Regions from separate parts of the Mus musculus genome. Here region 2 is linked to region 1. Evidence: chromatin contacts called from ENCODE Hi-C or POLR2A ChIA-PET data. All regions are on one chromosome and are shown on one strand. The core of a region is the stretch at or near the end of the contact, and the rest is flanking DNA. Distances in the headings are between cores, read along the strand shown. Region 1 holds the start of Lax1 (lymphocyte transmembrane adaptor 1). Region 2 has its middle 3.8 kb from the start of Gm19497.

Region 1 (4,973 bases), core at 314-2,813:
CTCATTGCAGGGATTAGGCCAAGAGGTTGGAAATCTCAAGGGCAGAGGTCAGGACCTCTGAGTGGAAGAAGATCCCCTCAGAAATTCACCTCTCAGTCAGTCCGTCCCTCTCCCCTCAACCCCAGTATCTCTTTTCTTCCCTCCCAGCATCCCTCGGGGAAACAGCTCTTAGCTCCCCAAGTTTGCTCATCTTGGTGGACCCAGGTCTGGGTTGGAAATAGACCATTCCTGTAGGAGATCAGGGGACCCTGGGGCTCACTTTCCCAAAGCACTCACCCCTGCAGGCTGCCAAGAGTCCCCTGCCGAGTGCTGGGCTCTGAGTTCCTTCTTGTGACCTCTGGAGGGGCCGGGGTGCTGTACATCACTGGACCTCTGAGGGGCTTTGCAGCTTCTAAGCCTTTTCAGTGTCGTGACTGACTAGCCAGTATGGCTTCCACTTTTCTTAGCTCTTTCTAAGTTGCTGATTCATAGAGGGGAAAAAGGGTAAACTGGTATGCATTTTGCATATAATCACCTTTTAAAAAAAAAGTAGATAATAGAATGACAGAAAATTCTCCAAATCCCTATGTATTCCAAATTGTATCATTTTGTACTATTGAAATTTCTTATTTAAGTACCCAAGATGATATATATATATATACATATATATATATGTATATATATATATACACATATATACACATACATATACATATACATATACATATACATATACATATACATATACATATACATATACATATACATATACATATATGGGGGGTGTAGGATCTTGAACTCTGATCCTCTGCCTCTGCTCCCTCAGCACTGGGATTTCCAGGTGTGCACCACCGCACTCATGAAGGTGGTTCTGGAGCTGGAACCCCAGGGCTTCGAGTACCTCATGCAATGCAGCCACCTCCCAGTCATTCTTCCTAGATCATATTCACCAAGGTTCTCACATACAAAACTGGTTTTTAGTTTTTGTTTCTTTCTGAAGCTTTTAATCTTCTGTTCTAGAATGTTCTCCCAACAAACTGCCTTCTTTGGGCTGGTGCGATGGCTCTGCAGGTAAAGGTACTTACTGCCAGTTTAATGACCCAAGTTTACCCTCTGCATGCATAGTGGAAGGCAAGAACCGGTTCCTACAAATTATCTTCTGATCTTCCGAGACACACACACACACACACACACACACACACACACACACACACACAGAACGGCTGTACCACCACTACTACTACTAACAGCAACAACAATAGTAATAAGACCCAAACCTCCCTACCTTCACCTGAAATTCCAGGCTGAGTTGGTAGAAGGTTCATCAGAGTTGGTCTACTGGAGGTGGCCACAATGCCCACTGCAGGAGCCGTGCTCTTTCTCACCCAGCTGTCTGTGCTCCCAGTGTGAAGCAGTAGGGCCACTCTCTAGTTTCTGCCAGTTGATGGAAACATGAGGGGCCTGTGGGGGAGTAGGGAGGCGACTGTCAAGAGGCCCAGCGTTTTCGTGAGAAAATCTTCTTCCTCCAACCCCCAGGGCAGTGTGAAAACAGCAAACCACTCTGGCAGAATGGAAAGTCGCTGACAGGAAGCACCCTCCACCGGTGTGCTAATAAGGCCAGGGCACAGGAAATGCTCCGCTCAACCCAGACAGCAGGAAACCCACCTTCAGCCCTCCTGTTCCCCACAGGCACTCTGGCATCTGGGGCCCATGTGGTTGAAGAGTCAGAGACATGACTATTCACCCTGTTTTTCTGAGTGTTAAAAACCTCTAGGGTCAAAATTCGAAGGTTCAAGACAATGTGCTTGCGTAGCTATTGTCATTGGTTATCTTTACTTATTTATGCTTTTCACATCTATTTACTGTGTCTGCACACATGCCGTGCCACATGAGTGGGGGTCAGAGAACACTGGAGGGAGTGTGTTCTTTCCTACTTACTGTGTTGGTCTCAAGAGTCAAACTAGGGTGTTGGACAGAGGCAAGTGTTTGTATCCAATGAACCATCTTGCACACTATGTTTTTTTTGTTTTTTGTTTTTGTGAGGCAGATCTCCCTTCAGAGGTCAAGTTGACTGAACTCATAGTAGCTTCTTGTCTTAATGTCCCTGGTGATGTGCTTACAGGTGTGAATCAGGCTCAGGGCTCAGAATGGTTCTTACCCCTGCTCCCAACCCAAGACAGGGTTTCTCTACACATCCATGGCTTTTCTTTCTTTCTTTCTTTCTTTCTTTCTTTCTTTCTTTCTTTCTTTCTTTCTTTCTTTCTTTCTTTCTTTCTTTCTTTCTTTCTTCCTCCCTCCCTCCCTCCCTCCCTTCCTCCCTCCCTCCCTCCCTCCCTCCCTCCCTCCCCCCCCCTCTCTTTTTGGTTTTTCGAGACAGGGTTTCTCTGTATAGCCCTGGCTGGCCTGGAACATACTTTGTAGACCAGGCTGGCCTCGAACTCAGAAACCCGACTGCCTCTACCTCCTGAGTGCTGGGATTAAAGGCGTGTGCCACCACTGCCCTGTTCTGTATTTCACTACACAGGCCAGGCTGGCTGACCTCAAACTCTCAGAGGTCCTCCAGCCTCTGTCTCCTAAGGGCTGGGATTGAAAAAGTGTACCACCAATGCTGGCCTTAGAATGGTTCTTAGCAGATCTCAAAAGAGCTAGAATTAGTTGTTTAGAGAGCTGTACAGAGCTGGCACCCGCTTGTGGTTCCGTGGGTGGACTGGCTTCATAAATAGATCTTCTGCAGGTGATAATGCCAGAGGTGAGCTGAGTTTCATACTCTCAGAGCCTCTGTTCCGGTATCATAGTGGGAATGGAACCGAGCCCGGGTTACAGGGCCGTTGGCCACTGTTTCTTCCTCAGGGCTTCTGGTGAGGGGCTATCTGTTGCTGGCCTGGCTCTGCTGCAGCCAGTCCCAGTCCTGGGTAACCTCTCATTTCAGGTACTGCTGGGTTTCTCGCCAGCATTTACCTCAAGCTCCCAAGCTTGGGAGAAAGTTTCGAGTTTGTTTCTAAAATCCCTTCCCTTTCGCTTCACGTGTGTCGGGAAACCAACCCTCCTGGCGAGTCAGCCAGAACCACCACGAGTGTATAGAGGATGCAGGGAGCCTCTCTCACGACACTTGCCAAACCAGGTGGAGCTCCAGGTAACTGGAAGGGGTGGCCTCCGTGCCTTTGCCATTCTGCCTCGCTGGGACCTCTTTCAGGTGCACGCTGGAGTTCTTGGCTTCCAGAGCCTGGACACAACCTACTTGTTCCAGTTCTCCCAAGGCCCAGAGTACTGTGCAGGAAATCCCGCCACGCCAGGCTCTGGGGAGCCTGCTTAGCTAGAGACAGATAGTCTGGGGGCTGGGACCTAGGTCTCTGCCTACATTTCCTTGGGATCAGGTTTGAAGAAAAACTAGTATTCCTTTAACCTGGTAGTGGTGGGAGGCAGAGGCAAGAGGATCTCTGAGTTCGAGGCCAGCCTGGTCTACAAAGTGAGTTCCAGGACAGCCAAGGCTGTACAGAGAAACCCTCTCTCAAAAAAACAAAAACAAAACAAACAAACAAACAAACAAACAAAAACAAAAAACAAACTATTATTCCTCTAACCTGGTAGTGGTGGGAGGCAGAGGCAAAAGGATCTCTGAGTTCGAAGCCAGCCTCGTCTACAGAGTGAGTTCCAGGACAGCCAGGGCTACACAGAGAAAACCTGTCTCAGAAAACAAACAAAAATAAACCAAAACAACAAACCAATCTCGGATTCTGCACTGGATTCCTTGCTCTAGAGACTGGTGGCCAGGTTGCCCTTGTGAAGGTGAGTGGGGCCTCAAGGGAAGACAGGAGGAACTGACCTCAGATGGTAAGCAAAATATTTTTCCCTGTGTGTGATCATCTCTTTTGTTTGTCCAGCCCGCTGCAGGCCTTACCTCCCCCGGTGCCATTCCAATCCAGTGCCTAAGGAAAACCACCTCAGAGGAATTCTCTCCCCAGGCTGCCGGCTCCACAACTTTCCTTCCTCAAGTCAAACCTGGCTAAGAGATTAAGATAAGGTGGGGAACACTTTCTGAGAAACAAGGTGCATGTTTTAAACTGGATTCTTCTAGTGTTCCTTAAAACCTTTCAAAATCATTTTAGTGTGATGTTCGATTATAAACTAGTAGGGCTGGTTTTATTCTAGCTTTTTCTTTGGTCAGGGTCTTGCTGACCTTGAGCTCTCAATCTTCCTGCCTTAGAATTCCCAGTGCTGGGATTATAGGCATATGCCACCGTACTAGGGTTAGATTGGCTTGAAATAGACTCAACTTATGTATATTGGTGAGCAGTCTCTTGATGGAAGTGGGGGAGAGGTGTTGCATGCTACGCCATCAGTGCCCATAATGCCAAATTCTTTCAGATGTCTTCTTCACATAGGCAGGCACAAGTTCAGATTCTAACCACCCAAAGGATCCTGGCAACAGTAAAAGTTAATACACAATATTGTTGTGAAAATTAATTGGTCCACTAATGAAAAATGTCTGGTTCTGAACTTCCAATACACACACACACACACACACACACACACACACACACACACGAGCTTATTAAACAGGGCCTGCTATGCTGTTATAGTGACATTAATCTCATCCTCTAATTAATTAGAACTGTCCCCATTGTCCTCCATTCCACTGTTACTTTAGTCCTTAAACACAGGGCCAGCCTGGCTCTATCCCAAACAAAACATCGGTAACTCCCCGTCCCATACCTATGATGCAGGGCTCACTGGGCAGCTAGTCTTAGGTTCTCCCTTGGCATGGCATCTGGTCTAGATGGTGGCTCCCCTGTGAGTGCATGTATTACACAGAGGCCCTATCCACTCTCACTTTGTATGATGGGTGCCCAGGTATCTTCATTTCATAAGCACTTTTTTTTCCTTTTGTAAAAGACCTGTAAAGTCATCTCTGAAGCCCTGTGCTAGTCCTTTCTGGCATGTAGACCTTGAGGTCATTGTTACTTTTTACCTTGGACTCTTAGATTGTTAAAAAC
Region 2 (4,813 bases), core at 927-3,426, 370 kb after region 1:
TTTTGCAAAAGTCCCTAGGAACTAGGTCCAGCACCCCTCAGAGTTGGGAGGGAATGAAGAAGGACTAGAGGAAACAGGAATGTTTCATATTAGTGAATTTTACCACAATTAAAAAAGAAGTCCAAAGACAATCTTCTGGCCCACGTGTCCAGTCCTGCCCAGTTAACTGAACAAGTTTAGAGCAACTTCAAGCACCAGAGACGTCCCCCTAAACTTCAGAGCTTTGTGGTCTATTTCCAAAATAGGGCAGACACTAACTTGGAAGTTAAGGAGTGATAGGCAGAAGTACCGAGTGCCTGAGAACTTGGCAGGCAGTCCTACTTTACAAGCAATTCCTTCTCCTTCTTTCCCTCCCTTTCTCTCTCATCCCCCACACCTCCCAGCCGGCACCCCCCTTTCCCAGCTCATGGAGGGAGCACACCATCTGTCTCCCCCCCCCCCCCCCTCGGGGACTTAGGTCCTTTATTGAGACCTTTAAATAATTAAATGCCCCAAAGCTCCCCCCATTGATCCCAGCCCCGGGCCTGGGGTGTTATTCAAAGCCCAGGAGCTGGGCTGGAGAGCTGCCAACCCCACCACCTCTATTCAGCTCCTTTCTTTCCCCAGCTCAGCTGCCGGGCTATGGCTAATAGAGCTTTTCCCCTGCTTTTGCCTCCTTGTCTGCCAAGCACAGTTTGGGGGTGAGGGGCAGTAGGGAGAAGACCATCAGGTCCACTATGCACTCGCAAAGGGACCGGGCAGGGACCGAACGGAAGACTGAAAAGAGGGGTAGACCAGCCTGGTCAGCCTCCGTGGAGGAGCTTAGACTTTAGGAAGTCAAAGTGAGGCTAGGAGGTGTCAATCACCTGAGCCGTGTGGGGCTTGGTCAGCCTCCTCACTCATGCAAATAACTCTGGTGAGTAGCCGAAAGTTTAGTCTAGACACAAAGAAATCGTGCGTCCCTCCTCCGGCTGCCCGTCCTCCCTCCCGCAGCCACCCGGCCCAGCGACAAAAGGCCGGGGCCCAGCGGTGCGTGAAGAGTGAATGGGCGAGACCCTGCCTAGTGACGTCCCACTAGACAGATGGCAACAGTTGCCCCGCACCAGTTGCAGGCCTCCTTTCATTCTCCCCACCCCCACCCCCGCCCCCCATAAAGGAGGAAGGCCGGGTGGCTCAGGAGCTCATCAGCTTCCCCCACCTCGTTGGGGGGAAGGGCGAGGCCCAGGAGGTGAGAGGCAGGCGAGCTGACGCTGGCTGTTTGGCTGCCAAACAAAAAGGTTGCTGAAAGGCCGGCTCCGGGCCCAGCTTGCCCATCTGTGCGCCTCTGGGGAGCTCTGCCCCCACGCTCCTCCTCGGCTTCTGGCCAGCCGTAAGCAGAGCCGGGGCCTCTGGGAAGAGAGACCGCGCTCTGGGGCAGCTCACTAAGCCGCAATCGTTGGGGCTTTGTGTTCTCAGGCTGTCACTGAGGGGAAAATCCCTTGACCTGCATTGTTTTTCCTCTTCAGAAATAGGTTAAATGGAAAATCCAAGCCCTGAGGGGCAGATGGAGAGCCGAACTCTGTGGTTAACTAACAGAGGGAGTCGTTGGGAATGGGCTAGTAGGCCAGAGTGGAAGCTCCCTTCTCAGCTCGTCCTCTGCTTGCTGCGACCAGTCATCCGGAGGCTGTCTCAGTTGCAATTTCCTCTGCAAATTGGAGTAACAACACCCACCACTGGTACCTCCCAGCATGGCGGAAACGGGCTGCTGTGCTAGCCAGTTCTCTGTAAACAGCAGAGAGGCCGTGGGAATACAAGGGTTTATTCTCTGTGTCCACACTATCCCGGAGCAGGAATGGCACTTTAGTTTTGTTAAGTGACTGAGACAGCAGAGTAGAGAAGTGACATAGACATCTAAGAGAACAGAGAGAGCCTGCACCAGGTTCCAGAATCCCAGATCCATTGCTCCTCTTTGTCTGCCTTCAAACATCAGTCTATCATGGTGGATATCTGGCCAAACATGTGTGCAACTCTAGATTCCATCCCCCAACTCCCATTCCAAAACTAGACCATTAATTGTGAGGATGAAGAGATGAAACTGTTTCATGGCCTAAGTGTGCCCGAGTTATCATCCTGATACCCTTGGGCTCTGGCCTGAGTACCCTCTATGCCCTCTCTGCAGAGGGACTGAGCCAGATGGGGGAGGGGTCAATGCTGAGGGAGCACCAGGGAACCATGCCAACTGCCATCAAAGCTCACCTCTGTGTTACCACTTTGTCTTGCTCTTCTGCCCACCCTAACCACACCTATTGTTCACTTTGGCCAAGGTGCACATACTCCGGCTGGTCTGCCTTTCTAGCCTTCAGCAGTAAGTCAGTAAAGATGTGTCCTCCTGCAACAGTACTTCTCAAGACATCTCTTTCCCAGCCCTTGCTCAGGCTCACCTCACCCATGTCTGATCATCCCCTTGCCCAGCAATGATGGTGGCATTTGGATAGAATGCATTGATCTGTGTTATTCCCTTAGTTTGCATTTAATCCTGAAGAGTCAGCACCTTGGGTACAGTACTTTTATGTGTAATTACCCTGCCATCTCCTGCTGACTGGTGACATCCTGAGGACCAAACCCTTGTCCCCTGCCCCTTGGCCAAACCCAAACTCTGTGCAAAAGTCCATTTCTGCACATAAGAGGCTCCCATCCAGTGACACTCTGCCTGCCAGATAAAGGACTGAAAGTTGAAACCTTATATATGGTCTTTCAAGCTGTCATGTGCACCCAGCTGTGTGTAGCCCTGTATGGCCCCTGGACTCTGAGGCTGACAGTAACCCTCATCAACCCTCAAATTCACATAGCACTGTGATCTTAACAAGTGTGTTTACAGCCTGTTGAAGCCTTCTGGGTATCTTTGAATACTGTCCTATTGTATTAGGACATAATCAGTGCTCCATTTTTTCCCCCTGGGTGGTGCCAACAGGAAAGCCTATTGACCAAGCAGTAGCTGTGACAGGGAAGTGATTTGCCTTTTGTAAAAACAAGAGAAGCCACTAAGCCCTGAGCCTCCACCCTGAGCTGGACTGGTAGGAGAGGAAGTGGGTCACAACCAACACAGGAGTTTCTGTGTTTTGCATTAGGGCTGGGAAGTCAGGGGCTGGAACTCTGTGCTGAGATGAAGCAATCAATCCATCCAGCTGGTTGGTCTGTATTGGACTAGGAGTTTTCTGACTGGAATGAGTCAAAGGGCAACGGAGACTCTAGTGCATGCCTAGGACCAATAGGCTGTTCCCTACAGCCAACAGCCCTTGTCCCAACTTCCTGTTCTGCTCCGTGTTTAGTACAGACACTGTGAAGGGTGAGTAATCTCAGAGCTGATCTCATAACCCTTCCGTTCAGGTTCAACTATGACAGATAAACAAAGACAACACTATAGAGAACATGTGCACACCACACACACAAGCACACTCACTCACACACACAGATGCAAGCTACCACTGCCAAAGGCAAAGTCGGGCATGGTGGCACATGCCAAGAACTCCAGCACCCCAGAGGCAGGAGAACCACTGCAAGTTTGAGGCAAGCCTGAACTACAGAGACCATGATTCAAAAAAGAAAAGAAAGAAACAAAGAAAGAGAAAGACTGCAAAAATAGCAGGATTCACACACACACAAAGTGTAGGGAAATATAGATGAGTAGTAGAGAGCTCCATTAGCTTTCAAGAGGCCCTGGGTTCAATCACCACCGCTACCACCAAGATAAAAACCACTATAGAAATGGTCACAATGGTCTGAGAAGAAGCAAGCGGTCTAAGCCTGGGCATAAGAGATGCGTAAGGACTGGATTCCAGACTGGTCACCTTTTCTACTACCTGCAGAGAGTAAATTGTGATGTGGTATAAATTCCCTGCCTTTCAGACCAGAAGGCTAATGGCAGCAGGGAGAGATGGGAAAAAGGCTGGATTCAGCATGGCTTTGATAGTAATAATGATGATAATGATGCTTCCTCATAATCTCTTTACCCTCTTGCTTTCTGCCTCTTCTTTCCTCCTCCTCCTCCTCCTCTTCCTCCTCCTCCTCCTACTCCTCCTCCTCCTCCTCTTCCTCCTCTTCCTCCTCCTCCACCGCTGCTGCTTCTGTTTATTTAGGCAGTCCTATATTTGAGTTTCCTGCCATTTGCTAACAGTGTGTCTGTGGACAGTTTGCTTAACCTGAGCCTCTGTTTTCTGACTGATAGCCTAATAATGTCAACCCCACGGAGCTGCCCTGAGGGTTTAATGAAATGAGGTACATCCCACTAATGTCATGCTTTATTATGGGTTTTGTCAGCCGTCACAAACTTAACCCCAGCAAAGGAGAAAGGCAGTAACACTCTCATGCATCCATTTACAGCATTGCTGAAGTCCTACTATGTGCCAGGCCCATTGCAAACATTACAAACACAACACAGGATCCAATCCCACAGCCCTGACCTCTTAGAGTTAACAGCCCGGCAGCAGAAGAGAGAGAAATGAAACTATCATGCAGAGATGTATTCATTTCAACTCAGATGAAGAAAATGAGACCAAAATCACTACCCTGCCTACCTGGGTGAGCGGCTAGGGAGAGACCTCAAACTTCTCAGGTTTGCCCCAAGCTGCCTGTGGCTGGGATATAAGGGTTAGAATCAAAGTAAGAGGCATTTAGGTGTTTCAAAGCATGAGATATGGATACTGAGACTTTCCCAGGATCTCCTGCAGACAATTCCATCTGTCTCATGGCTGGGGGGTGAAGTGGGTGACCTGGTATGATCTGAGGTTCTTACACTGGGATTTGAATTAATAATGGTCAAGGTCCTTCCTTGCAGGGGTGGGGTGGGGGAGATTTG

Evidence for each region. Hi-C counts contacts between places; a loop is a spot of excess contacts on that map. ChIA-PET counts read pairs that join two places held with the same protein, here RNA polymerase II (POLR2A).
Region 2: a map of v-Abl transformed pro-B cells shows a loop between it and region 1 (3-fold over the local background). The contact joins the enhancer-like site here to the promoter of Lax1 in region 1. A Hi-C loop is called at or near these places in 1 of 37 maps with a recorded cell type or tissue (v-Abl transformed pro-B cells). POLR2A ChIA-PET finds 5 or more read pairs at or near these places in 2 of 5 experiments (Patski and embryonic stem cell).

What each region holds. Positions count from the first base shown.
Region 1 is chr1:133,688,545-133,693,517 of GRCm38, forward strand. It overlaps Lax1 (lymphocyte transmembrane adaptor 1), which reads right to left and starts at 1,564. Exons shown (of 6, transcript NM_001159649.1): 1 at 1,265-1,564; 2 at 277-460. The coding sequence starts at 362.
Region 2 is chr1:134,062,298-134,067,110 of GRCm38, forward strand. No RefSeq gene overlaps it. Among named protein-coding and RNA genes, the nearest start is that of Gm19497, 3.8 kb to the left of the region's middle. RefSeq lists an enhancer at 1-3,875. Within about 2 kb of position 2,177, at least 2 of the 3 ENCODE cell types and tissues checked have a DNase peak (open chromatin) inside an H3K27ac peak, as active enhancers do.